7 separate regions of the Mus musculus genome follow, and all the other regions are linked to region 4. A link is a loop called in an ENCODE intact Hi-C map of the cell type or tissue named here. Cell type or tissue: heart. All regions are shown on one strand.

What was found. Peaks named below come from ENCODE experiments on the same cell type or tissue, not always from the same donor. Only the 100,000 strongest peaks of a DNase experiment are listed, where the experiment ranks them.
Region 1: it touches region 4 in a loop (2.2-fold over the local background); 6 of 42 quality-filtered maps call a loop at or near these places.
Region 2: a loop joins it to region 4, with 1.8 times the contacts of the local background. A loop is called at or near these places in 5 of 42 quality-filtered maps.
Region 3: a loop joins it to region 4, with 2.8 times the contacts of the local background. A loop is called at or near these places in 11 of 42 quality-filtered maps.
Region 5: a loop joins it to region 4, with 2.4 times the contacts of the local background. A loop is called at or near these places in 9 of 42 quality-filtered maps.
Region 6: a loop joins it to region 4, with 2.5 times the contacts of the local background. A loop is called at or near these places in 11 of 42 quality-filtered maps.
Region 7: a loop joins it to region 4, with 3 times the contacts of the local background. A loop is called at or near these places in 12 of 42 quality-filtered maps.

What each region holds. Positions count from the first base shown.
Region 1 is chr2:27,595,132-27,599,131 of GRCm38, reverse strand. No RefSeq gene overlaps it. Among named protein-coding and RNA genes, the nearest start is that of Gm39776, 19 kb to the right of the region's middle. In heart, no CTCF peak of the experiment used is centred here; DNase peaks (open chromatin) are centred at 1,911 and 2,721; H3K27me3 peaks cover 791 bases.
Region 2 is chr2:27,571,105-27,575,104 of GRCm38, reverse strand. Gm52506 (a long non-coding RNA gene) reads right to left here and starts at 1,911. Exons shown (of 3, transcript XR_003953780.1): 1 at 1,774-1,911. In heart, no CTCF peak of the experiment used is centred here; DNase peaks (open chromatin) are centred at 1,374, 1,844, 2,537 and 2,794; H3K27ac peaks cover 2,073 bases.
Region 3 is chr2:27,738,280-27,742,279 of GRCm38, reverse strand. Rxra (retinoid X receptor alpha) reads right to left here. Exons shown (of 10, transcript NM_011305.3): 3 at 1,077-1,227; 4 at 337-516. Among named protein-coding and RNA genes, the nearest start is that of Rxra, 63 kb to the right of the region's middle. In heart, a CTCF peak has its summit at 1,762; a DNase peak (open chromatin) is centred at 1,839; H3K4me3 peaks cover 1,091 bases; H3K27ac peaks cover 1,827 bases; H3K27me3 peaks cover 492 bases.
Region 4 is chr2:27,674,607-27,678,606 of GRCm38, reverse strand. It overlaps Rxra (retinoid X receptor alpha), which reads right to left and starts at 1,406. Exons shown (of 10, transcript NM_011305.3): 1 at 1,147-1,406. The coding sequence starts at 1,174. In heart, no CTCF peak of the experiment used is centred here; DNase peaks (open chromatin) are centred at 466, 1,056, 1,566, 2,336 and 1 weaker place; H3K4me3 peaks cover 2,665 bases; H3K27ac peaks cover 2,413 bases.
Region 5 is chr2:27,551,068-27,555,067 of GRCm38, reverse strand. No RefSeq gene overlaps it. Among named protein-coding and RNA genes, the nearest start is that of Gm13421, 13 kb to the right of the region's middle. In heart, a CTCF peak has its summit at 2,262; DNase peaks (open chromatin) are centred at 467 and 2,277; H3K27me3 peaks cover 483 bases.
Region 6 is chr2:27,564,135-27,568,134 of GRCm38, reverse strand. No RefSeq gene overlaps it. Among named protein-coding and RNA genes, the nearest start is that of Gm52506, 7.1 kb to the left of the region's middle. In heart, a CTCF peak has its summit at 2,090; DNase peaks (open chromatin) are centred at 2,184 and 2,594; H3K27ac peaks cover 591 bases; H3K27me3 peaks cover 2,677 bases.
Region 7 is chr2:27,756,560-27,760,559 of GRCm38, reverse strand. It overlaps Rxra (retinoid X receptor alpha), which reads right to left. Exons shown (of 10, transcript NM_011305.3): 9 at 2,694-2,799; 10 at 1-1,019. The coding sequence ends at 872. Among named protein-coding and RNA genes, the nearest start is that of Gm39777, 80 kb to the left of the region's middle. In heart, no CTCF peak of the experiment used is centred here; DNase peaks (open chromatin) are centred at 929, 1,309 and 1,979; H3K27ac peaks cover 1,426 bases; H3K27me3 peaks cover 2,104 bases.

The DNA of each region.
Region 1 (4,000 bases), 79 kb after region 4:
GGGCTGCAGGGGGGGGCTGTGCTGCCGTGGAACTGCCCTGAGTGTGCGTGTGTGTGCATGCCAGCCAGCTATGGCCTCTGCCTGGGTTGGGGAAGGCTGGGTACACACCTGTGTACAGTGGTGGGCTCTGCCTGTGTGGATCGAAGGGTGTGGGCACACCTGTGTGTAATTGTGCCATCTGCCCGTGTAAGAGAATGTGCGTACGTGTGTGTATGTCAGCTGGCAAAGAGGTACGCATACACTTACCCTTGTGCACATACATAGAGCCGGTGAAAGCCTATGGCTGTATGTGAGTGCAGGCGTGGTCAAGAACATGCAAACACGAGTGTATACACATGAGTACAGCTCCACAGAGCTCTCCCTGTAACCTAGCTGTCTAAGTCAAGATCACTATTGCTGTGACGAAACACCGTAACCAAAGCAACCTGCGGGATAAAAGGTTTATTCAGTTTATCCATCCACATACTTTTTTTACCACTAAAGGATGTCAGGACAGGAACTCAAGCAGGACAGGAACCTGGAGGCAGGAGCTGATGCAGAGGCCATGGAGGGGTGCTGCTTGCTGGCTTGCTCTTTGAGGCTTGCTCAGCCTGCTTTCTTATAGAAACCAGGACCACCAGTCCAAAGATGGCACTGCCCACAGTGGCTGGGTCCTCATAAATCAATCACCAGTTAAGAAAATCCCTTACATCCAGATCTTATGAAGGCATTTTCTCAATTGAGGTTCCCTCCTTTCAGATGACTCTAGCTTGGGTCAGGATGACATAAGACTAATCAAGACACCAGCTCTACAGAACACAGGCTAAGGTTGTCCCTGGCCCAGGCTCCAGGGCCCCTAGCCTAGGATAGGAAGGATGCCAGGAACCTTGCTCCCCTGACAGCTAATTAGAGTCAGGAGCACAGTGACCTGGTGACTGAAGACAAGGAGTCTGAAGAGCCATGAAGCCAAGGAAGCCAGGTGAGCAGCCCTCAGGGGCAAGCACTTGTCACAGGGCCAGACTCAGCTCATCTGGGACCAATCTCAGTTGTAATGATGGTGCCAAGAGCTTTGGCACCCCACTGGGGACTTGCCCTGTGCTAGCATATACCAGAGGCTGGCCTTAGCTACAAAGATCCGCCCCACACCAGCTCAGCCACCTGGACCACGTCAACCCCAGAGCATGCCCTCCAAGGCTGCCTTGCAAGATGAAATGGACGGACAGCAGTGTGCGGTTGGATTAGAGCCAGGCAAAGTGCCTGGCCCTAGGAACCAACCCTCATGGCCCATCTCAGTATCTGTGACAAGAGCTGTCCTCAGCTCACCCTCTGCCTATACCCATCTGGCAAGGAAGGCAAGGTTTTCTCTGTGTCATCCTACATGGAGCCTGCAGTCACTACTCCAGGTCCTCTATGCAACGACTTGACTTAAGGATGTGGCTAGGTACTGGGGACATCAAAGCAGGGCAGCCTCTGACCTAGGACAGGCAAAAAGCAGGGCCTCCTAGTGTGCTAGGCAGGAGGAGAGTAGAAGGAGCACAAGGAGGCATAGAACCAATCTAGTGTGTAAAGACAGGGACAGTTCTACAGAGTGGAGGTGTTGGAAAGGTCTTAAAGAATTGCTGCTGCCATCAAAGTAAGACTAGAACGGAACTGAGTCCACAGCAGTTACTCAGACAATGCTTGTCCAGTAGGTGGCTGAACCCTATGAGACAGCACCCTAAAACAGAGGGGACAGAAAAGTGTCAGAGCCCTGCCAGTCTGGTGCCAACCTGACCTGAGCTCAGCCCCACCTGGCCCTGGCAGAGAGAAGGTTGGTAGGTGGGTAAGTTGATGCTCACAGTGGCCTATGCCTCCTCATGCAGCACAGATGTTTCTCAGAGCCAAGGGTGGACTCTGTCCTTAGAGTGGCTGGAGAGAGCCTGGTGGCTGGAACAGCCTGGTCCCTGGCCCCCTGCCCAGTCCATTGGGGGTGGCCTTGGGAGGTACATCCACCTCCTGGCTACTGCAGGAGACAGCATAGCCAGGAGAACCATTTGGGAAATGCGTATCAGTAGAACTTGCAGCAGAGCCAGCCAATGCCAGGGCAGCCAGGATGTCCACCCCTTCAGTTCCTACAGTGAAGGTAGGGGTGGGGTCTCCTGGCAGAGTTGATCCTTTGGCTATCTGTAAACCAAAGACACTCAAAACACTTAGGCTAGTGAATCCTCTCCCAAAGTATCCCAAGGGAGAGAGCAAGGTCGGGATCCAGCAGCACCCTCCCCACTAGCAAAGCATGATAAGGCAGCCATTAGGGAGTAGGGATGACATGTCTTGAGTTGCCCCCAAAATTCTCAGCCAGGCGGTCACATGGTGAGGACTCGCCTTGATGCCCTATGCTGGCCCTGGTCCTGTAAAGCCTGCTTAAGCCTGATTCCTCTCCCAGGAAAGCAGAGAAGCCCCAAGACCAGTGGGAGGAAGGGACGGGCACAGGAGGCTACTGTGGCAACTGTGGCTAGGTCCATGTATCCTTCCATGGTCTGGGTGCTCAGCAGCTCTGCTGAGACCCCTGTAAATGCACCACCATGCAGAGGAGGTCAGATGGAAGAGCTCAGGGTCACGTGGCCAGAGGAAGAAGGCTGTTGTCAAAAGGCTGAAGATAGACTAGGCTGCCAAGCCCTCTAGGTCCTAGGAGGATGGGAGGACAGGGACAGGAGGAGTCCAGCCTGGAGGGCAGAGTCAAGGCAAGTGGGTGGAGCCAGATGTGGATAACAGAGAGACCGCTTCCCTCCCAGGGGGCCAGAGTTGTGAGAGTCAGTGGAGCTGGCATAGGACAGGAGGAGGGAGAGAGAAGGCAGCTGGGCCTGCTCCCAGCTCCTGCCTCAAGTCCAGGCCCTTGAATACAAGGGTAGAGAGTGGGGGTGGGCAGAAGTATGGCTTAGTCTGTCAGCAAAGCAGGGAAAACCATGTCCTATCCCTGCTTTCCAAAGGTCCACATAGGAGGGATCCTCTGCCTCCCAAAACCAGAAAGACAGGTATGTCCCACACCAGATTAGGCTAGGGTCTCCCAGAGACCCCAGGGACACAGCAACAGTAAATGCCTGTTAAGGAAATGGACCATTTCATGTGGTCAAGAAGATGGGATCTCTGTCCTGGGTGGAGACCTAATATTCTGGATTGATCTGGCTAAGGGACCACCCTAGGAAGTCAGTCTCCCCTTAAGCTGTGTTACAGAGCTAGGCAGAATAATTATCCCTTAAATGAGAGGCTGTACTTTGCCTTCTCCGAGTCCCACCCTGGAGCATGGTGGCTTGCAGGCTCACAGCCATGCACCTTTGTAAGGCTACCCACTTTTCTGAATCTCTCAGAAAAACCTGTTATTTCCTTTTAAAATTTCTTTGTTGGAAGCATGACTCATCTTTAGGTGTCCCCACTCTTTCCCTAAAGTTCCCCCCTCCCTGCCACATGGAGTTCTCTTTGAGTCCATTCTTGAATTCCTTTATTAAAGAAACTAAAAACCCCAAGAGGAGACCCCAATTTCCATAATAACCCTAGAGACGCCCCTGTCCCCTGTTACATACTGGACCTGTAAGGTAGGAGGGACCCAGACACCAGGACCTGTTGCAGTGCAACAGGTCCCCACGGCCACCTCCCCACGGCCTCTGCACGGGGAGCAATGGGAAGGAGAAAAGAGGAAGGCCACAAAGGGGGGGTGCCAGAGAGGTGGCAGTGAGCAGAGCAGAAGTGCCCAGGGATTCCCAGGCCACAAAAGCATAAAGCCTAGAGAGGGGGCCCAGGTGTGGAGGAGACTAGAGTGGTCCAAAAGAGACCAGCACCCTAGGGCCAGGGCCACACCCTGAGCCTGAGCACCATGATCTGTGGGTTAAGCAAGCTCCCAGCCCACCTCACAAGGCCACCATAACAGCATACATGGGTACTCAGCCTAAAGAAACCCCATGTTTCTCCAACTAACCAGCATCCCTTCTAAGATCCAGGGATGCTGAGGGGTAGCCGTGACCCTGCTCCCCTAGTTTGCAGGCATAGG
Region 2 (4,000 bases), 100 kb after region 4:
GGCTGCTTTAGATCATCCGCAGCCGCTGACTGTGATTCGTCTTGTGCTTTAGGAGGGGTGTGATTTTTGCCGGTTGCAGATTGTTATGTTTGGAATTCTGGGGACTCCTGAGAGGGTATAAATGTGAGAGAGCCCCAGAAAGATCTGTTGTGGCTGCTGCTGGTTCCTGCTGTTGCATTTGCAGCTTTTGCTGCAAATTGCTGGATTGCTGGATTGCTGGATTGCTGGATTGCTGGATTGCTGGATTGCTGGATTGCTGGTTGGAAATATCCTGACTACAAAGATTGGATTTGCCCCAAGGAACTCAACTCCATAATCATCAAGAAATAGTCTAAAGAGATCTCTGCCCCTTTCCCCTCTAACCTTCTTTCTCTCCTACCCAGTATTGAGGGGTTAGAAGGGATTAGTGTGGAATATGGGTGGAGAAGGGTGGGGGAAAAAAGAACCCAATAAAGTAGCACAAAAAAGCACACCTGCCCCAGCCCCATGTGGAGCCGACCATAGGAAGCGAACACATCTGATCATCCTCAACTTCCATGCTGGACTCTCAGCCTGAAGTGCATCCCAAATCGGAAAATTCCAGAGACCCTCAGTCAGCCCTGTGGTGGCTCCCACTGCCAGCTTCGTCCAGCAAATTTTCTTCATAGTGGGCAGCATCACACACCTCTCTAAACAAATGCCAGCTCCTAGCGTGCCTGTTTTCTTTCCCCTCTGGTTCTCTGGTGACACTACATCAAGGAAAGAGTACCACCGAGTTACACGTGGCCTTGGGATACCTCCCAGGGACTGAAAAGAGAGAGCCATTGTCCCGCTTTGACCCGAGGACAGTGTTGAGGAGGTGTCCTAAAGTCATCTGAGTGTCTACCTGTCACCAGCTCCACTGTGTGTTACTAAGCTGACAACTCCATGTTGAACTCAGACAAGGAGATTGAACTTTCTACTTCTTCCATGGGCTCCAAGGTAGTGATAGAACTTGGCAAACTCACAAGCAGAGAACACAGATTCTAACATAAGGGTCATGTCACACAGCAAATCAAGCTAGGAGTGGATGGAGCTGGGGGAGGCCAGACCCTGAGGATGGATACCAGAGCTGGGAGCCCAGAGAGTCAGAGAGTGAGCTGGTAGGGCTAGTGAACATCTGGAGAGACTTCAGGGAGTGCTGAATGCAAAGGCTGTAGTGTAGGAATGAGTTAACATGGTCTGACAGATCGAGCCCCAGAGGGGAGCTATTACCAGAGGGTTACCCAGGATGGTGTCTCAGGACTAGAGAGTGATGGGGCCAGCTAAAGACGGGACAGATGAGAGTCAACAAAAGATGATCATCCAGGCGACCTCTGGCCTCCCAACCTGCTCTCCTCTCTGCTCTAGCCATACAGCTTCCCGTTGATCGCCTCCCATAACTGGTGCTCAGGACCATTCCTTGCACTTTGCTTTGATGCTTCACCCTGATCGACATTCCAGGTGAAGCCGGAGTCGGACCCTGGTGGTGCAGGACAGGGGGCTTTCCCCAACTCAGGCTATGTAGTTCCTTTGCCAGTGGCCCATTCATTAGCAGGAAGAGGGTGGGCTCCTCTGACCAAGCTTTCAGACCCCTTGTCTACCTAGGCACATACCTTCCCATGCGCACACATTAATATCACTGGTGGAACATCCGTCACACTCCTAGTGCGTCACACAGGTATTCCTAAACCTTTCCTCCTTGGCCCTCAGAGGCCCGCCAGCCATTTATACCCATCACTCAGGGGAAAATAATGTCATTTCTGTTAGACTCACCCTCTCCACAGAAGTGCTGTAACCATGCAGAGATGACATTGCGGGCAGCTCAGCTTGTGTGAGTGATGTAATCTCGGGGCGTTGCCTAGCAACCCCAACAACGTTTGGGAGACTCTGATTCTTGAGTGGGGTAAAGTCACATTTACACAGCTCAGTTAATCAGCTTCCTGGCAACTCTGCCAAGATGATCTCATTTTATTCATGATTATTTTATGTGAAACGCGCTTTTAGCTCTAAGAGAACACAAAGATTTAATTCAACACCCGCTATTGCTCTATGTTTCCAGGGTGTCGTTAACACGGCGTCCATGCAGATAACCATGGCAACACATGGGTAATTAGTGTATATGACGGAGGTATTAATACAGAGCCGGCAGGCTCCCAATCAGCCCGATTACCACGTGTCATTACTGCAGTAATTACCTGCACTAACACGCAAATTGAACTAAATGGTCAATTGAAGTAAAGTGAATGGCTTTTTATTCTAGTCCCTAAATAATGTGTCTGCTTGGCTGAGTAGCTCAAGGTAAATAAGACTCTTAAATTGATGGCCTCGCCACCACCCCTTCCTGGGTGGGAGATCTAGACTCTGAGGGTCCCCAAGGGTCCTCACAGTTTTGGCAGGAGGTGATGTGCCCCTCCCCACCTCCACTGTCCATGAAGAGCGCTGGTCCTCATTAACCTACACTATCCTGCAGGGGTATCTCAGCCACCCCCAGGGGAGGGCATGGAACTTTCCAGAATGAGGGTGGAGGGCAAAAGCCAATGGCCTTGCTCCCGGGGATGTTTCCTTGCTCCCCTCGGGTAGGTGGGGCAGAAGTGAATCTCTGGCTTCCTGTTACAGGATGTTGGGGGGGGGGGGAAGGGTCAAAGGTCAGCCTGCCTTTATTAACAGAGCGTTTCTGAAATTCCATAAACTTAGAAGATCTTCAAACAGGAAGTCACACTGGGCCTCTCAGAGAAGCACGCACATTCCAAGTCTGAACGCTGATCCCTTCAGAGGAGACAGCGGAGAGGGGGTGGGGATGTCAGCCTGGGCCCTGGTGGGGAGACAATGAAGTCAACCTTGTCCTTCTTGAGATGCAGAGGCAGTGTCTGAACATGGCAGTTTAATGCAAAGCATGGAACCCTGTGGTCTCCTTCAATGGGCCTGTCCCTGAGACCACCTTCAGGGATGGCCTCTAGGCCTGGGTTGAAGGACACCTTGAAGGCAAAGAAAGGTACAGGGCTCTGCGGGACCCTGCCTAAGCCGAACAGGGAGGATGGGGGCCGGCGTGGAGCAGAAGACGTAAGAGGAATGAGGTCTCCGTCAGGGGAGAATAGCAAGTAGGGTGCTCACAAGTCTAAGATTAGAAATCCGACCACAGACTCCAGCCCAGCCTTGTTGCTCCCCAGGGTTGCAGTGTGGCTGTCCTGTAGGGGAAGGTGCCATTTCCCTACAAAACATAGTAAGACCCTCAACTCTCAGGGTGAAGATCCATCTGCCAGAATTGAGGTGACAGAAGACAGAAAGTGAAAGTCACTCCATTGCCAAGGGGGTCTGCTGCCAATGTACAATCCTCATGGCCCCAGTACAAGTCATGCTACACTCACAGGTTAGTGACACCCTAAGGATTACAAGGGTACTGACATCAGTGCCATCCTTCCCACAAGCCATGAACAGAACACCTCCTAAGAGTGGTAGGGGACAGCAGTCTACAGGCTCCAAGTTAAGGAGCAGTTGTGGCTGGACCTAGGACACTCTTACCATCATGGGGCCTGTGACCAGAGAGATATACAGCACAGGCTTATGAAAGAAGAGAACAGAAAACCAGGAGCTCTGGTTCTGCCTGTGATATCTGGGAACAGGCAGTCTGAGTGGGTAGCCATGTAGAAGCAAACAAAGACTGAACACTTCTGAGCAAGAGGCCTTCTGCCCATGGGACAACAGGCTGCTCTGTACCAGGACCAGGAAACTGTAGAACACAGTAGCTGCTCGTGCTGGATGAGGGGCCCATCCTTGGTCCTCTTGGTCCCTACCTGGTGGCACTGTTTTGGCAGATTTGAAGCTTCAGGGAATGGGACCTCTCTGGAGAAAGTGGGTCACTAGGGTGTCGTGTCTCTGGCCCCTCCCTGTCTCTCTGCTTTCTGGCTGTGGTAAGTTAAACAGCTCTGCTCCACATGTTCCCACTACCACAATGCCCTGCCCAACAGCATGGAACCAAGTGACTATGGACCAAACCCCCTCC
Region 3 (4,000 bases), 64 kb before region 4:
AGGAGCCATGCTGCCAGTGGGACAGACCTGGTCTATCTTGTCTGTTCTAAAATCCTAAAACCTAGCCACACAGCAGAACAGGGAGAGTCTGGTTGGGGAAGGGCTGGCGTGAAGGCAAGCTATCCAGACAGCTGTCTTAACAGCATAGGCCAGGGGCTCTGCTGAGCAGGAGGCACACAGAGAAACCTGCCAGGCTCTACCAGAGTCTGGCAAACTGCAAACTGCAGGCCTGGACTCTGTATGCAAATGCCCCCCACATAAAGAATGCTGAGGAAGGGACAATGGAGGCCCCCTGATGAGAAGAGCATGCCAGGCAGGAGGGTGTTCAAAGCCTACCTTCCCGCTTCATGCCCATGGCCAGGCACTTCTGGTAGCGGCAGTACTGACACCGGTTCCGCTGTCTCTTGTCGATCAGGCAGTCCTTGTTGTCTCGGCAGGTGTAGGTCAGGTCTTTGCGTACTGTCCTCTTGAAGAAGCCCTTGCAGCCCTCACAACTGTATACCCCATAGTGTTTGCCTGCAGGGTGGGGGTAGAGGATGGGTGAACTTAATGACAAGGCCCTCTCTCACCCACGTGTCATGCTGCAGACCAGGGCTCTGTATCCAGGTTTTAGAGTCCTTGTCTGGGCTCAGGCTGGACTCTGATCCTCCCTGTTCATCAGAGAACAGGTCCACCGCTACTACAGATTGGCGCTATGGGTCAGCAGCCCTGAGCACAGCATCCCCAACAATGGTGGTCTTGTGCTCTCTGTGCCTGAGCTATTGTGCCCTGGAAGAGGATGGGCACTATTCTCGGCTCAGGCTTGGCCCAGAGTGGAGGCCAGCAGACACTGCACCTCAGCCATCCATGCCTACATCTTCTCTTGGCATACCTCTAGACCACCCTTCCCATCCTAATGTCCACCTCACTTGAGGACAAAATGAGACCCCTGGAGCTCCCAACCCACCCCTTATTCTATCAGGCACAAGGGGCTACCCTGGGCTCTTGCTTCTCTGTACCCAACCCAATGGAAAAAGCTAGGGAGACTCAGTGAGCTGTGCCCAGGTATTGTGCCCCTGCCCACCAGGCATTCCTACCTGAGGAGCGGTCCCCACAGATAGCACAGATGTGCTTGGTGAAGGAGGCCATATTTCCTGAGGGATGGGCAGGAACCTTGAGGACGCCATTGAGGCCTAGTGGCGGCTTGATATCCTCAGTGCTGCTCACAGGGTTCATGGGTGAATTGAGCTGCAAGAGGAGGAGTGGGGTAGGTTAGCCCTGGCAGGCTGGGGATGGGCACTAATGAGAGCGGGGTCTCCTACAAGGAAAAACTCCCCTCTACAGAGCCTCACTCAGGCCAGAACAGCTACAAGCTAACAGGACCATCCTCAGAGTACCCCCTCATGAGAGCCAGGCCACTGCAGGGTACCAAAGTCCTTACATCTCAGTGATCCCAGCACTCTCGGCACCATACAAGAGGCTCACTTACTCCCCACCACCCACCAAGGAGCTACAGCTGCCATTTAACAATGTGCCATGGGCCCTGGACACATGAGAGCCCGGGCACTCGGCACTCCCCCACCACCCGGGTGAGGACAAGAGGCCCAGGTTCAGGGCTGCAATCAGGCTGGACTCCTCCAGAGTCACACATATCCCCACCACCCTGCATGACAGTGGTATCTGGGGGCAGAACAGGAGAGGAAAGCAAGTGGACACCCCAGACATCAAGCCATAGGGCCCATGTGGCTATCTTGGCCTCAGCACACCCCTCGCCTCTCCCTGCCCGCTGGCCGCCAGGGGCAAGCGTGGGAAACTCACCCTGTCACCCAGGCAACAGCTGCAGCGTCGCAATGACACAGCAGTTTTGGTTCCGCAGCCTCCAGCCTAGCTCTGCAGTAAGCACAGGGCCCAGAGGCGCTTCCCTCAGCCTGCCTATCTGCCAGGGCGTCAGAGCCCGGCTGGGTAGTCCCCCCACTTCTGAAAACCCCTGACAACGGCAGAAAGCCAGCTGTACAGTCCGCACTGGCCTTGTATAGCCCCTGCTGCCCCCCTGCAAGGGGAACCTCCCCGCCTTCCTCAGGGCCTCCTGCCCCATCCCCCACCCCTTTCTCACGGGGCAGGAAAAGAGCAGATTCTGCAGCCCTAGCTGGCCGGCACTGTGACACAGACTGTGAGGTTCAGCAAGGATACCTCATCCCGGTTAGCTTTAGGGGGGCTGCTGGGGAGCCTGGAGATCCACACAGAGAACCAACTCTGAGTGTGTCAGAGGGGGTTGTCAGGACGTGGAAGGTCTTAGCGGCAGGCAGGCCATCTCACTGCAGAAGAGAGCAGCAGTCCCTGTGGTGTTCACTGGCTGAAGGCCCTATGTAGGAATCCTGGGGCGGCAGGGAGACGGGCGGCAGGGAGACAGCCGGCTTTTGCTGGCAAGACTGTACATCCCTCCACTCCACTCACTGTATGGGAAGCCTAACCCTGCAGGTTTCTGGAGGTCTTGGCTCTGGGCAGAATAAACAGCTTGGGGCCCGTGAAACCTGATGTCAGGGCAGAGCAGAGGTTGATCTGTAGCACCGAGCCGGCCCCCACCCCCACCCTGGCCCCGAGAGCTCCACAGTAGGCAACGTGGGAACCCGTGACTTGGAAGACGATTTCTTTGCCCTTCCCAGATTTGAGCTGACGGACCAGGACAGTTTCTATTCTTTCCTTCCTCAGCATCCCCCACGAACCACAGCCCCATCGTCCTGGGTACTTCTGACCCATCTTTCAGGAGACCCAGGACTGGGCAGCCCTCGCTGGAGCCCGAAGACTCCCTGGGTGGGGGCCATCCCATTTCCCCTTTCATATCCTTAGCATTTATTTCAGTTCCACCCCATCACTACTGCACCTGGGTCCCCACCTATCTCTCAGGCACCCTGTCTTCCACTCCTACCTCACCCTGTCCTCCCAAGCCCACTCAGATGAGCTATCCAGAGCAGACCTGCTCTCATGCACTGCACGCTCCCCACAGCCCCGTTCCCCATCTGCCTGGCTATAGCCATCATGAAACACACGCTTACAAAGTCACTGCAGTTCCCACAGTGCGAGATCCTCCCCGTAAATCAGGACAATCAGAGGCCTTGATGCCTTGCTCTCTACATCTGGGCAGTCAGAAATGCTTCCCAGTTGTAAATTACCCAGGGAAGCCAGCATGGACAGACAGACAGTGGGGTCTGGGAAGTAGTGGGGAGCATCCCACTGGGCCCTGTCTTAGTAGAGCCCCCAAAACACATGAGCCACATCAATGGCTTGGGCACCGGGTGGCTGTGGCCTGACATAGCAAGGAACCTCATGGAGCCGAGAGCCAAGAGGGGTCAACACTGAAGCCAGGGAACTATGGAGATCAGCTCTTCATTTACCCTCACTACTCATGGCTTCCAGAGCTAGCAAGGGTACAGAGAAGCTATGATAAAAAAGAGCATGGCCATGCCAGGGGAGGTGGCTGCATGATCAGGCCTGCTTCATGCCTGCACACAGGCAGTCATGCCAGCAGCACCTCAGGCCTTCTGTCTGCTTCTGAAAAGCAAGGTGGGGAGCAGGGGACAGTGTAACAGATTGCTCATAAATAACACCCTAGCCCTTCTATGTGTTCAGATGCTTGGGTTAGCTTGCAAACACACACACACATACACACACACACACACACACTAGGGCAAAGGGGCTTATATGGAATCGACCTAGAAAAAGCAGCCAGATTGTCTGGAGGAGAAGCTTAAGAGGCTCAGACCAGTCTCAAGAGGCTACCTGGTGAGGTGTAAGTGGTCTCTCTACACACCCCCGGCACCAGGAAGGGGGGCACGGATGTCATGGCTCAGGGCACAAGGCTTTGGAAATCAAGGGACACAAAGGTGCTGTTGGCCCTCTGGTTCTAGTGAGGATGGTTCCAGGTATGCCACAGGGAGGTGGCACAGCAAAGCTACTGGGGGTGGAAAACAGAACCCAACCCGAGAAGCTCAGAGCAGAAAGGGGATCCCTGACCTGTTTCAGA
Region 4 (4,000 bases):
GAGTCTGAAGCTGTGACACACTTGTAACACAACCCCAGTCACTTTGCAGCAGACCTGTTTGTGAGAAGGCTGGAGGTTAAGGAGGTACCACCTCCCCAAATCACCAAAAGTCCTGGCAACCATGCTGGGTTCTGATCACCCCTCAGGGTAGCCAAAATGCATCCCAAACCTCATAGGGGGTGGGAGGCAAAGAGGCAATGATCATCGTGGAGCTTCGTCCATAATCTGCTGTCCTGATTTCCAATCAGCACAAATTCTTCACCAGCCTGACAGCCTGGCTGCTGTCCTCACCACCAAATTAATATCTTTCCCGGAGCTCATTTATAAGTCTCCCTACCCTGCTTCCCTCTGGCTCCCAAACCCCAGGGAGAGTAATGAGTGGGGGGCTCTGACCCTGCTTGGTTCTACTCCGGGAGTTGGCAGGCTGTTTGGGGCTGGGTGCTGCTGGCGGGAGGGTTGCAGGACAAGAAAATGATCCTTCTGCCGATGGGTTGTCTCCCCTAAATACTGAAAACTAGGGGTGCCAGAGTGTGGGGCCCCAGTCCTGGGTTTAATCAGAGACCCAGAGTGACCGTGCCCACCTAGGTTTGGTCTGCTGTCGGGGAACGGCAAGATCGCAGACTCTATCCTGGGCAAAGAGACAGCCAGGGGCCAGCGGCCTTCTCCAAGCCACAGCCCGACGAGCCGGGAAGAGCAGTGGCCTCCCGGAGCCCAGCGCGTCGTCCCCATCCCAATGCCAGGGAGGCCCGGAGCCCTCCAGCGAGCTCAGAAGTTGCTCCTCCGGCGTGGCTCGGTTCCCGGATAGCTAGAGCTGGGCGCCCCGGGGGTCCGCGGAAGCGCGAGGCGCAGCGTGAGGGTCCCTCTCCACGTCCCGAGCGAACCTGCGCTCGCGCCAGCCCGCCGCCCACTCCCGCTCCTCGGCAAGTCAGAGGCCCGGCGTCCTCGCCCTCTCCCGCCGCGCGCCTGGGCCCGGGAAAAGTTGCCCTGTGCCCACTCGCCTCCCCGGGCCCGGCGCGCTAACTCTCGGTACCGCCACGGCTCGGGGCCAATGGGCCCGGCCGGACCCCCAGCGCGCGCTGCGCACGCGCCCCCGCCCCGCCAGCCCCGGCCCCCTCCCTCGCCCGCGCCGCCGCGGCCAGCACTCACCGAGCGGCAGGAAATGTTTGGTGTCCATGTCTGCGACTAACTCATGCCCAGCCGGCGGCGGAGCAGCAGGGCGGCAGCGCGGCGGCCCCCGGCGCGGCCCGCCCGGGGCCCGGGCGGCGGGGAGCCGGCGGCGGCAGCGGCGGCGGCGGCGCGCGGAGGCCGCGGCGCGGCGAGTTGTTGCAAAAGTCGCCCAACAATGTAAACTACTTGTGCCTGCGCGCGCCCCGCGCGCGCACCCGCCGCCCGCGCCTCCGCCGCGCGCCCGCGACCCGCTCCGGCCCGGCCTGCAGCGGGGCGGGGGGGTGGGGGGGGAGCGGCGGGGGGCCCGCGACGGGCGCGGACTCGGCGCAGCGCCGTCGCCGCCACTCGCCCCGCCCGCAACCGGTGCGCGCCCCGCCCGCCGCTGCCGCCGCCGCCGCCACCACCACGGCCACCCCGCGCTCGCAGCCCGGCCCCGAGTTGTGAGCGCCCTGCAAACTTGCAAGTTTGCATCTGCCAAGGGTTCCCAGGAGCCGTGGGGCGGCGGCGTGGGAGGAGGGCGGGGCGGTGGGGTAAAGCAGCCTTCCCTTCCCGGCTGCCCAAAAACCCGGCGGCCCGCGGTGGTGGTGGAGGAGGAGGAGGAGAGCCGGGCCGGGAGGAGAGCCCCGCGGCCGGGCCATTGTCTGCGCGGACACACAAAGAGGCCGGCCGTGGCCGCGCGAGGACCCTGGTCCTGCAAGGCTCCCTGCAGAAGAGCCGAGGCCCTGCGCATCCCGGTGGACACATGGGGAAACTGAGGCCGGTGAAGGGCCGTGAGCCAGAGGCAAGCAGCTGGGCAGGGAGATGCTGCCCTTTGGACGTCCCAGTCCCCTTCACCTAACACGCGAGAGGCCCAAAAAGGACCCTGGTGTCTGACCGCAGGCCAGACAGGCAGAGGGGGGCTGGGGTGCTGCTCGGGGTACCCACGTTAACACGACGGCTCTCACCCTCCTCAGAGGCGCGGGGCTTGAAGGGCGCTACTGCCGGCTTCGGACATCACCCGTGGCCCCAGGCTATTTTTATACCTTGGTTAGCTCTCTGCCCTGACTTAAATTCATGATTTGTTTGTTTAAAAACGAAAGGAAGCACTCCTACCCAGGGAGAGCCTGGGCCTCCTCCGCAACCCGCCCGCCGACTTGGGCAGCTGGAATTCGGATTTGGGTGTGAGCTACCTGAGCGGAGCCAAGCCAGCCTCCCTAAGCGCAGAGTTCCCCCTGCGCCAAGCCAGGCAACCGGCAGTCCCGCCTCCCTCCACTCCCAGCTGGTGCCTGCCAGACCAAAATCCAGCGTGGAGGCCCTGGCAGAGGGGTTTACCAAAGTCCACAGGCTGCACAGAGTAGGTGCTGCCCAAAGAGAACACCTCCCCTCAAGACAAAAAAGAAAGCTCTGCGTGGGCCCACTACCACCGTCCTCCAGGACTGCACTTTTTCTCTGTAAAAAGCAATAGTTGGCCGAACTTGGTGGCACACGCCTTTAATATCAGCACTCGGGAGGCAGAGGCAGGCGGATTTCTGAGTTTGAGGTCAGCTGGTCTACAAAGTGAGTTCCAGGACAGCCAGGGCTATACAGAGAAACCCTGTCTCAGAAAAAAAACAAAAAACAAAAACAACAAAAAAAGCAATAGTTGTGGGACTCTATCTTAAAGATGTCTTTTAGCAGCCTACCAGAAAAGCTATAGACCTGTCTTAGAGAAAGGCCATGTCTGGTCCTCCTATGTGGGCTGGGAAACAAAATGGGGTTGCTAATGCCTTGGGTTGCACTACAAACCAGGCCTCCTTTCCCAGGTCATCACCTGGGAGTTCCCTTAGTGTGGCACACAACTTGGGGTGCTTCTGGTAGTGCCTGCATCAGGTAGCACAGCTCCATTGGACCCACTGGCCAGGGAGAAAACCCCCAGATTCCTTCCTTGACAGGGCCATTTTGAGACTCTTATGGCAGGCTGTGAGGGGGTAGAACTAACTCCCTGTGTCAACAGCAAGGCCAGAGAGCAGAAAGAGACTATAAGCTTTACCTTAGGGACGTGTTATCACAGTAGAGAGCTAAGACCTGTTCTTCAAACTCCTGGGCCATCCTCGCCAGGGCAACACGTGGTGACCAACAATAAAGTACCAACTTTCTACCCTGGCCAGTGAAATCTGGGCTGCAGACAGCCTGCTCACGCTAAGTTTCAGAACAGAAAGGATCAGGAAAGGTCTGTGGGGGTGGATAGAGAAACTTCAATGATCTCTGTCCCCCAGTATTGTGGGCCATTCGTTCTACCAACAAATATCAGCAGGCTCTATTGAAGACTTGACCCTGGGTTCTCACAGAAGGTGTGGTTAAGATGGGCAGGGCAAGGGCACACCCCAGCTCTGCCTTGCAACTCTTTGGTGGCCAAGCCAGGCCACTCTGCTCTTGCCCTCAGTTCCCTGACCTGGAAAGTGCAGACAATCCCATCCTCCATACTGGGTCTTTGAAATGACTAACCAGGCAATATAGAGACTGTTCAGCCAGGATGAGGCTTGCCAGAAAGTAGATATTTTGTCACAAGATAGGGAAGACTCATAGGCAAGAGTGGCTAATTATGACTGCAGAAGCCTTGGATCAGGATAAAGCAGTGCAGGCCGAGCTAAAGCACCATCAACAGGGACAGGGAGGCAAGGCCCAGGCAGCCATGGACTCTGGTGACTTCCTCATGGCTGGTCCTTGAGCTGTGCCATGAAGAAAGGACATGTTTGTCCCTTTGAGTCAGGATGACACACCCAGGTAGAAGGACTGGCATGAAGTGACCTGGGGGTGGGAAGAAGCATTAAGCCGCCTGGCCATCCCCAAAGCTGGCAATGGCATTTGAGGTCAC
Region 5 (4,000 bases), 120 kb after region 4:
GTTGGGGTCACCACAACAGAAGGAACTGCTGTAAAGGGCCACGACAGTAAAAGGTTGAGAACACTGCTCTAGGCGGATGATAGAAATTTGGTCCCTGCCCTGAATCTCAGCCTTCCACTTCTCCAGCACAGCTAGACCTCCAGAATGAGAAGAAAGTTGTCTCCTTGTCCATCCCCAGCCAATAGCCTCCGATTCCACAGAAACAACTGATGAAAGAGAAACAGAGCGAGTGCCCTCATCCAGGCTGCCTCGGGGTTCTGCAACAGCACAGGACACCAGGGGAGCCCAAGAAGGCTCTGGAACAACCTGAAAAGCAGATGACTTACTCTGAGTCATGCCTAGTCTCAAGGGCCTGGGGCTCTGTCCCTCCCTCCTTCAGGCCCTTAGGACTCTCCCAGGGAGCTGGTAGTAGGTTATTTATATATTGGAGGAAGAGCAGCCCCAGCTTGGACCATGCAGAACTTCCGGTCCTTCAGCCAAGGGGCCAGAGCAGGATGGAAGCACTCTAGAGGCGGCTGGGTCAGGCACGAAAGGTCTCTGGACCGACGCCGACCCTGGGAATACTGTGTCCCCTCATGTGCCTGCACGTCCGGGGGTCAGTGGTTGTTTTATTAATAGAGGGCCCCAAGGAGAAGGCTCACCCCGCTGGATGGTCATTCACCTCCCTATAGAAACAGAAGAGCATCCAGGGAAGGCTAAACTAGAAGCACAAGGGCATCCCCCAGAGGGACACAGCCTTAGTCACTCATAGGGGCATCTCCCAGAGAGAGCTTGGCCTCAGTCATCCTCTGCCATGAGAAATAAAAAGCTAATTTGCCAGATCTCTGGCTCCAGCAGGCAGCAGCTACTTTAAAATTGACACCAGTCTCATTGAGACACAGGAAAAGCAACACACAGTCTGAGCAGTAGCCTATCTGCAAGACACTGGAATAGTCAGAGGTGTCCACCTGAGCCAGTCATACACACCAAAAATTTCAGCCCAGCCCTGTGAGTCTTCAAAGCCACTGACTGGTTGGTTGTATCTTTCCAGGGCCATTCACAAAAACAAAACAAAACAAAACAAAACAAAACAAAACAAAACAAAACAAAACAAAACATGGTGCTGGAGAGATGGCTCAGTGGTTGAGTCCTGACTGTTCTTCCAAAGGTCCTGAGTTCAAATCCCAGCAACCACATGGTGGCTCACAGCCATCTGTAACAAGATCTGACACAAGATCTGACTCCCTCTTCTGGAGTGTCTGAAGACAGCTACAGTGTACTTACATATAATAAATCTATAAATCTTTTTAAAAAAAGATGATCAGGTTTACAAAAATACAAACTATGTCCTCAGAGAATCTGGTGAGTGAATTGGGCTTCATGGCTCACATTTCCTGGGTAGTATGAAAAAAATCCCCAGGGCATTTCCTAGTTGCTATATAACAAAGACCTGACAAGACCAACTTCAAGAAGGGATGGTGCTGGTGGGGCTCACAGTCATCAGAGCTAGGAGGGAAGGTCACATGGCATCCGTGCCGAGGATGCAGACAGAGCTCAGCCCACTTTCTCCTTATTTAGGCTAGCACCCCAGCCCGTGAGACGGTACTGACCAGTTTCAAGGTGGCTCCTCCTACCTGGACAAACACAATCTAGAAAACTCCTCGAGGACATGCCTAGACATTTGTCTCATAAGTGACACTGGATCCTATCAACTTGACAGTCAACATTAATCATCGCATGTGGAATTGCATGTATGCACAATACATATGCAATGGGAGGTGACTGGTCCACCACAGCACTTACTAGAGACCCAAAACATAACTATGTACCAAGCCACAAGCCCAGGGCATTCCCTAGCACCCCAGAGTCCTCTGGAGCTGTAGACCCCAGTTCAGTTTGTGCATGTCAGTCAAGGTACTAGAACAGGATCAAAACACTCCAAAACTGGCCGGCGACACCTCCCCACCATCCTGTGTGTGTGCATTCCAAGTTTTAGTTTCTCCATCTGGAATCAGGACAGGCATAGCTGGGTCTCCCAAGCTTGCTCCAAAGCCAAGTCTGAGGCCCACATTATGTATTTCTCTGATCAATTCCTTTGGAAAAAACAAACAAACAAACAAACTGAAGCCCAGTCTGGATGGGCAAATTGTCCAAGCCAAAGAGAAGTGGGAATGCAGCCCTGCCCAAGGCTTGGAGGTGGGGGAGCAAAAGTTCCTTTCCTCGGGACCCAAGACCAGTTTGGCTTTTCCAGAGCCTCCGCACCCTGAGTGGTGCAAGTCTGCCTCCACGTGGAGACTGATGGAATTTCCTCCAGATGAGCAGAAATTACATCTGAGACCTAGGAAAGTCAGCTCCCAAAAGCATGGGGGTAAGTGCTAGAAGAGGCTGAAACAGCTTTCTCGCCTGAATGATGCCTACCCCATCTAAACCTTGCATCCAACGCATCATTAGACATGAGGCATAACTGCAGAGAAATCAGACTGGATAGGTTGGATTTGTTGGTTAGCAATGCTAAGCAGATTCTAGACTCTGTTTTCTAGAGTTGCTAGAGAAGCTCAGCTTAGCTGGTTGGCTAAGCATGGGCCATAAGGTGACCGCCACAAAGTCAAAGCCTAGAACTGTTTGGGGGTCATAGAGGAAAGTGTCACTCCTCAGAGAGACTGGAATGTTCCACTAGATTATTCCAGCATGTCTGTTCATCTCTGTGGGGTGGTCCAGAGAAGACTGCTCTCAGCATGACTGTGAAAAGTTATTTTTCTAGGGGATTCCCAGCATCATGAGGAACACTGGTCTCTCCCTAGATGGCAAGAATTACAATATGGGCCAGAGAGATGGCTCAGCGGTTATGAGCACTGACTGCTCTTCTGAAGGTCTTGAGTTCAAACCCCAGCAACCACATGGTGGCTCACAACCATCCCTAATGAGATCTGACGCCCTTTTCTGGTGTGTCTGAAGACAGCTACAGTGTACTTACATAATAAATAAATCTTTTTTAAAAAATTACAATGTGAACCACAGCCATACTGGGCCCCATAGCTGCAATGAGGGTAACTGGATGGTCACACGGTCAATAACATAACATGGGACTGAGCGGCAGAAGAATCTCCGAGTTCCAGATGAGCCGGGTCCAGGATAGCTAGATACAAAGAAACCCTGTCTCAGAAAACAAAAACAAACAAACATGGGTTTGGAGACCATAAGGACAGCAGAATCAAAGAGTAAAATAAGCTGACTCTGGGAAATTTAGGGTGCTGAGTAGCTGACAGAGGTGTCCTCAGAGGGGACACAGACTGGTACTCTACATTGTTACTGATTTTATGAGTGAAGCTTTGAACTTAAGTGAGCAGAGTCTAACTTGAACTGGCAAAGCAGTCTTGTAGCTTCTCAACTGATTGACCCAATCTATAAACCCACAGGTCTTGCTTACACTGATGTCTTAAATCACTTTCACACTTTTTCCTTTTTTGAAACAGGGTTTCTCTGTGTAGCCCTGGTTGTCCTGGGACTTACTCTGTAAATCAGGCTGGTCTTGAACTCAGAGATCTGCTTGCCTCTGTCTCCCAAGGGCTAGGATCAAAGGTATGCGCCACCACCACTCACACCTTTTAAAATGCTATTTACTGGCTGGAGAGAATGCTCAGAGGCTAAGAGCACTGGTTGCTCTTCCAGAGGTCCTGAGTTCAAATCCCAGCAACCACATGGTGGCTCACAACCATCTGTATGGAATCCGATTCCCTCTTCTGGTGTGCATGAAAACAAAATACTCATATACATAAAACAAATTTTAAAATATTTAATATATATACATATATATGTATATATGTATGTGTGTGTATATATATGTGTATATGTGTGTATATATATATATATGTATATATATATATATATATATATATGTATATATATATATATATTTACAGCAAGCAGTTGAGACACACCACACACCTTTGATCCCAGCACTAGTGGGGCAGAAGCAGGTAGATCTCTGAGTTTGAGGCCAGCCTGGTCTACAGAGCTAGTT
Region 6 (4,000 bases), 110 kb after region 4:
TCGCCTTGTTTTTTAAGGTTTTCTTTTTATTACTATTTTATATGTATAGTTGTTTTGCCTGCATGCCTGGTGCCTGAGCAGGCCAGAAATGACACCAGAGGGTGTCAGATCTCATGGAACTGGAGTTGTAGTTGTGAGCCACCAAATGGGTTCTGAGAATGGAACCCAGGTCCTCTGGAAGAGCAGCTCGTGCTTTTAATGGCTGAGCCACCTTTTGTTTTTGGTTTTCTTCTTGAGACGAGGGCTCACGTAGCCCAAGCTGGCTTCAGAAGCCCTATGTGGATAAGGACAACCTTGAACTTCTTCGTTTTATTATGAGGGGAGGGGAGGCATGGGACCACTGTGTGTCTGCGGAGGTCAGAGGACAACGTTAGGGAGTGGGTTCTCTCCTTCCACAGTGCGCTCTAGGGATCAAACCCCAGTCTGCTAAGCCATAGTGAAGACCCAACCTTGAACTTCTGACCCTCCTTTCTTCATCTCTCAGATGCTGGGATTACAGATACACACTGCTGTACCCATTTTATAAGGTCCTGAGGGAAGAAAGAAAGCCTTTGTGCACAGGTGGCAGCTGCTCTACCCACTGAGCTACAGCCCTGCTCACTTAGCTCCCCCTGGTCCCTCTTCTTAAGCTGTCACCTAAGATGACTGGTCTCTTTTTAACGTAATCATTTCCTGTTATGAACTTTCCTTCATTGTATGTGTCTGTGTGTGTGTGTGTATATATGTCTCTCTCTGTGTGTACGTGTCTGTATGTCTCTGTATATCTGTGTGTGTGTGTGTGTGTGTGTGCTTGAGTCTATGTGAGTGTATCTGTGTCTGTGTGAGTGTCTGTGGGTGTATGTGTCTGTGTGTATATATGTGTCTGTGCATGTGTGTCTGTGTGTATGTGTCTCTGTATGTATGTGTGTCTATCTATGCGTCTGAGGGTCTGTGTGTATGTCTGTGTCTGTGTGTGTGTCTGTGTCTGTGTGTGTGTGTCTGTGTGTGCCACCAAAACATCATGCATTATTAGACTTTAGTTTTCATTAGTGTGGAGTGTTTCATTATTTCCCTCTACAAGCCGTATGGCTTTAAGCAAATAAGGGGATGCTTGCGGAGGGGTGTCTGGGAACCTGGGGCTTCAAGTCCAGTGTTCTGAGGGTGCACACTGCCCCACTCCGGTCACCTCCAAAGAAAGCTTCATCGGGCCACCCTGATGTCCCCTTCAGCTCAGCCCTTTTCACACTGCCTAGTGTGGCATTAGGACCCCAGCCTTCCTACTTCTGAACACCTCTTAGTCACCAAGGACCTAAAAAGAGGAACTTTCCACCTCTGTGGCTTTGTCCACTGGCTCATGGAAATGGTGGTAACAAGATGGAAAGCTTTCAATGTCCATCTGTGACCATGGGCTGGGACTTCCTAGTTACCAGGCCACCTTAGCCAAGGTCACCCAGCTAGAAAGGTCCAGGGAGAGAATGGATACGCTGGCCTCGTGTGCCTGGCTGACTCGCAGAGGCACCTGGAGTTCAGGTATGCTTGTTAAAGGGCGAAGTGAAACAGGGGCGAGGTGGGGGGAGGAACTCAGAGGTGGGGGTGAGCTGTGGCTCTATTCGTAGCTCAGAAACACCACCCTGCAGATTCCCTACCCAGTTCCTTTTTGTCTAGAATAAAGGTGGGGTTTGCACTACTGAACCAAGATGCAAGGATGCTTTTAAGGAGAAATGTCAGGTCCTGGTCCCCAACTTCATCTGACCTCCTGCTGCACCTGTCCACAGGGGCTGCCTCTGTCCTTCTGCTCCTCAGGGATGGCCCCTGTGCTGAGCTCACCCCAGGACACCCAGCTCCTCCTGATGCAAGGGAGGGAAGTATAGAGGGCAAGCAAACATGGAGGAGCTAGGGCTCACGGTGGCCATGGGTAAATGTTCACTGTGCTCAGTCTCTATGCAGGCCCATTGCTTTCACCAAGCTGGGATCAAGTTTGTCTTTCTAACAAATCTCCACGCAATACAGGTGCCACCCCAGGGCCCTGGCTTCAGGAAGTGGCTGGCAAATCCCTGGTCCTTTCTACCCCCACACCAAGCTCCCTGTGCACTACTCTCTCGGCCCCTCTTGTGGTACATCTGGGACAGGCCCTGTGCTGTCTCTTATTGTCTCCAAAATGCAAAATTACTGCTGGCATCATGTCGTTGTACCGAATTAGCCACACTTAACTCAAGTGCCTGCCATCGGCAGCTACTGCGAGCCTGGGCGCCTGGGTGTGCCTGAGACTCTGCACAAACTGACTCAGTCCATGCCACGTGAAACCCCAGGTGGCAGCACCTAGCCCTGGCCCTGCCCTGACCCATCAACCTGAGCCCCAAGCCCTGCAATGTCTCACAGGGGCAGCAGTGAAGATTAAAGGATTCTAAAGGCATCCACAGGGCTCTGGGACCTCCACCTCTTAAATGCCAGGTAACCTGGTACCCGAAAGAAAAACAGAATCCCAAGGAAGCGGTAGGCAAGCACCTGAAACCTCTCTTTGTAATGAGAGTGAGGCTGTGAAGAGAAACAACGGAAAGAGCCTTCCCTAGGGAGGGGCTGTGCTGGCCTCTAGGGCTCACTTCCTCAGACACTTGCTCCTGCTGACATGCTGAAGGGAAGGACAAGGGGACTCTCTACAGGAGTGTCCAGAAAAGAAAAGCACCAGCCTCATTCCTGCCTTGGCCATCAGGGCAATACCCTTGCCTCCAAGGGTCTCTGCACCTACCTGCATCCTGCCTCCACGACATCTAGGCTCAGGCCTTCTGGCTCCCCGCCCAGAGAGTCTCCACAATCTTTCCAGTCTATCTGACCAGAAAACTCACCCCCCTCCCCAGGAACCCGTGGGTCTCTGTATTGGAGTCTATCCTCTCTCCATCAGCAGGGCTATCTCCCCTGGAAGCACGCCTGGCACTAGATGGCACTTCATCAGTTGTGCTAGGCCTCTCCCATTCAGCCACAGCTTTGTGGGTGTTCTTTTTCTCTGGCAGGGAACATGCCTGTCCCCTGGGCTCAGGATATAGCTGGTCAGTGAGGGTTCACAATGCTGCTCCCCACTCCCCACAACCCCCATTCTGCGACAGCTGAACTGCACAACCCCGCTGAAGAGCCAGGGATGTGGTAGCATCTGGAACACAGGACACAAGCTGGAAAGGGAGCCAGGGCTGAGCCATATGCTCTGAAGGGCACTCCAGGGTGAGGCACTCCTCCTGCTATATGCCAGGCTCACAAACCCCTGGGCTCAGAAAAGGCCCTACCTCTAGAAGAGAGGCAGGACTTTGGGCTACAAGCTCAGGAGCCAAGAGCCTGCCGGGCATGCCTGGCACCCAGCACTAAGTACTTAGCAAGCACTTGCCTTGTCCGGGACCACATCCTGAAGGACTGGAGCCTGCCTTGAGAAGGGTACCAGAGAAGCCCTGTGGGCATCACCAAAGCTCAGATGTAAGGTCACGAAGGGAGCATGCTGCAAGCCTCAAGGGTCCCAAGAGAGGCCCCCGTAGCTTGACTTTGAGGGTACTGGGAGCAATGGAAGGATTGGGGCATGGGAGGTAAGGGTCAGACCAGACAGCTTCTGCAAACATCTACCCATCCCCAGTTCAGGGGCACCCTAACCTGGACAGCCCAGGTCCAGTTTGACGGACAGGTGGCCTCAGGGTTAGCAGTGGCTCCAACCCCAGACATTCCAAGAACTGGGTAAGACCACACCACATTTAGAACCAGCCTGTCCGTTAGGATCCAGTTCCACACAGGCTGCCCAAAAGGAGTCAGAAAAGGGACACAGGATTCTGCCTAGAGCTGAGCGGGTAACTTCCCATTGCCTGGCTGCCCAGGTCCAAGGTTAGTCCCTTGGAGTCCCCTTGCTTCTCTCCAGTTCAGGGTATAGGATACAAAGTATAAAGTTTAGAATTGTGGTCTTCCTCCTCTTGGAGTCACCTCCATTCCAAATGTGCCAGCACCTCAACTGTAAACCTCAGTTTCCCGTTGTGACAGGTGTGTCATCAGG
Region 7 (4,000 bases), 82 kb before region 4:
TTCATGGTTCAGCTCCAAGTCCCTCAGGCCACCTTCCCCAAAACCAGACAACAGCCCTCCTCTCCTCCCTGAGCCTCAGGATGCCCAGTGTCCCACAGGACCACTGAAGTGGAAACCCCACTCTACGTGAGCCAGGGCAGCCCTCCAGGATGATTGGTGGTGCCATCTTGAAGACCAGAAAGGAAGATCTGTGATAGGGAAAAGCCAGGCTACTATAGTTGGCTAACCCTGGATTGGTGAGACATGAAGAGGGACGATGACATAAAAAGGAACTGGTCAACTGGGGGACATGACAGAGGACCTCCAGCCCACGCAGCCTCAAGGTGGTCCCAGAATCCTGCTTGGAGTGATATCTCAGGGCATCTTTGGAAAGAGGCTTTATAGGTTAGCTATGACCCAGGAGGATACGGCCTGCCCCACCTGCTCCTTCTTGATCCCAGGTGGATTCCCACCCTAACTGGGTACCAGGACTCTGAACAGGCCAAGATGGGGCACTCCAAACAGAGGTGCCATGTGGGATGTCGAGAACCAGCGACAGCAACCAGCAACCAGAACAAGCCCTTTTCCCAGCTCTTGCAGCTCCAGGTGCTGAAGGCCCCATGACGAACCCCACGACCCTCGGGGTGACAGCAGCATAGCCTTAGAGCCTGATGTAGGGCAGGAGCTGGCCAGGTGTCACACCAGCTCTGCTATGGCCCTGGGCCAAAGGCAAGCATGAGTAAAGATGGCGAGGATGGTGATGCATCTTTTGGGCCCATAAGGACACTGCACCCCAAAGATCCACACGGGCCATCAGAAAGGGCAGGGGCAGGGCTGGAGCTGAGCAGCTGTGTCCAGGCAGGGCACGGGACCGGCACACGGCGGCGGGGGCCTAGGTGGCTTGATGTGGTGCCTCCAGCATCTCCATGAGGAAGGTGTCGATGGGCGTGTCCCCGATGAGCTTGAAGAAGAACAGGTGCTCCAGGCACTTGAGCCCGATGGAACGCAGTGCAGGCAGGCGGAGCAGCAGCTTGGCAAACCTGCAGGACAGGAGAGAGTAAGGACAGGCCAGGAGGCAGGGAATGCTCCCCTCGGAGTGCTCCCTGCTCTACCTGGTGACTTGTAACTTCCCCGGAGACCAGCCAAGCCCAGTGCCTGGGACCAGAACCTGGTCTGCAGAGGAAACTGCCTAAACTGATGCTCCAGGAAGAAGTGGGGACTAGAGAAAGGAGGCTCCTTGGAGACAAAAGAGCACAAGGGGCAGAGGAGTGGCAGGGGTGGAGTGGGGGTGCGGCAGGGGTGCAGCAGGCTGAGTTGCATCAAGATCCTAAAATGAAAGGAAGAGCCAATGCTTGACTACTGTCGGCCAGGACAGGCCTGGCAGGGGTTGGGAGAGCAGTTACGAGTGTGGGCTTGCTCCACGGGCAACGGGGAGCCTTGATAGAAATTTCGGCAGGTAAGAGCATGAACATGTTTTGTGCATCGGAGAGGCCTCTGCAAGAGCGGCTGTCTCGCTAGAGGCAGTGGGGCATGTCCTAGGAAGAGGCACCAGGAAGCTCTGTGGGCAGCCTGACTGGTAGTCAGTCACACGCATGGTACTCGGGGTGACTGACAGTGGAGCCAGCAGTGAGCTGGGAGATCCCCTGCTTCAGCAGGAGCACCTCCCTGGAGAGGACCGCAGAGGCCTTTGGGTTCCTTTACCCCTGGAATGTTTCCTGGGCAAAAGACCGATAGGCATGGGAAAGGAATCTGAGAACTCATGGAAGGTGGACAGACAAGAGAGGACAGTGTGGTGTGGGGACAGGACCTGGGGTCCCACGTGTGACCTCTGTGTCTGCTCAGGGCCTCCCTATATACTGGAGGGGGCTCTGGGCCTCATTAATTATTAACAATGTCTTTCATTTCCAGGGAGGAAGCCTTGTGGCTGGCTGCCCCGCAGTCCTCAGTTTAAAGGCACAAGCGTAGCTTGGAGGCTGGAGAGGTGCCAGAGAACAGGCTGTTTTCTGCTGAGCTGGCGAGATGGGCTAAGGCAGGAAGCCAGGAAAAACAAGCCGCTGCCACCCTCCTGTCCTCCTCCGGGAAGTTTCACTTTAAACCAAACCAGATGAGGGCTAAACAGCAGTGTGGACAGTTAACCATGTGTGTGCCAGGCAACGAGATTGGTTAGTGTGCCCATCTCCCCGGTCTTCCACTATTCCACTCACACCTAGCCTGCACACTGGGAGACTGCAAGAAGAAGCAGAACTGAATCCTTGGAAAACACCATTTCTCCTGGACACCTACTGTGTGCCTAACACTAGACTGTGCACCCAGCACTGAACATGACTAGATGCCAGTCTTCCTTAGGCCAGCAGAAAGAATGTGTTCTCCAGTCTCAGCCACGTATTATGCACAACTGTACAGCACCTACGCTGTGCTGGCATTTCCAGGTCACGTAACAGGTGAAGAACATAAGGCTTCATACTCGTAAATAGCAAGGACCTACTGTGCACTAAGAAATGGATCAATTATCTCAACTGGGTATAGGGGGAAGTGGGTAGTCCTCAGAGCTCATGAGTCCAAGGGCTGCCTAGCTCCTGCTCAAAGCCTGAAAAGCACCCCAGGCTGGTTTAAGGAGGACACCATTGTTTTGTGGCATACAGAGGGCTTTGGAGATGTGTGGCTGAGCCCAAGGGTAGAGGCAGGGGGCTGTCCAAGATGGAGGCGGGGCTCACCTGCCCGGCTGCTCAGGGTACTTGTGTTTGCAGTACGCTTCTAGTGACGCATACACCTTCTCCCTCAACGCCTCCACCTCAGCAGGGTTTGAGAGCCCCTTAGAGTCTGTAGAGAAAAATAGCCTCAGGTCAGAGCCCCCAGACTATCTCCTATCCACATGCAAGCATAGCAGAGAGTGTGCATGCTACACAACTAGATATGGCTGCCCTGCAGACCCATAGCTCCCAGACCAGGAGGATGGGTGTTCTAGAGTCATATTATGTCTCCATTCGGCCACTTGAAAGTCAAGTGACCTTAAACCAGTACCTTGTCATTCAGGGACTTAGTTTCCCCATCTTTCTCCAGGTGGTCATGAGAGATAACCAATCCTCTCACTGCCCTTGGGCCTGGTCCCAATGACAGGAAGAAAGCTGTAAGCCCTTCCCTGAGGATCTCCCCATACCATGAGCCAGGAGACCCCTCCTCAGCGCCTAAACACTGGCCACAATACAGGCTAGAGAAAAACCACAGCCATAGTCATTAACACCATCAGGGCACAGTGTACCAGTAAGAATGCTGAGGGCACTTTGGGGTCTGGGAGCTCTTTAGAATACACAAGACACCTTCAACTGATCTAGTCCCTGACAGTCCCTCCCTATCCCTCGGAGCCCCAGCTGAGGCCTCCCTGGTTCACCATGCCTCCAGCCAGACCACTCAGACCTAACCTGAGAAACTATCAGGTTGGCTCAGGAATGAGCTATCTGGGGTAGAAGCCTATATCCCTGTCCCCCCATATTTTCTACTCACCATGTGCAGGGCTGGTGAGCCCCGTCAGCCAAGCTTCCAACCCATATTCAACCCCTCCCCTGGCAGACAAGGATGGACTTTCAAATACAGAAGCCCATGCATACCCTGCGGCAGCGAGTGCTCCAGCCTCCGCGGCTTCCTGGAGCCTAGTCAGAGCCACCCACAAGCCCACAGCCATCTCTTGAATCCCTGAATTTCTCCCCAGGAAGAATTCCACGCTCTCAGTTGTGTGCTCCCATCACCATGTGGACTGGCCACCAGTGGCATCTGCCACCAACCCAGTGCTGTGAGCACAGGCCTGGGCCACTCTTCACACCACAGCCTCCCACACAGAAGACAGTCTCGGCCTCTGTGACAGCAACAGCTTGGAGGCCCTGAACACTGCAGCTCCAGAGCTACCAAAAAGATTTGCTGTCCTCAAGAGGCTGCTCTGCCCTGTCCCCAAATATCCTTGAAGCCAAGGCCTGAGACAAGTTAGCTACCCTCAGGACACCTAACAAGATGGACTGACCAACTGACC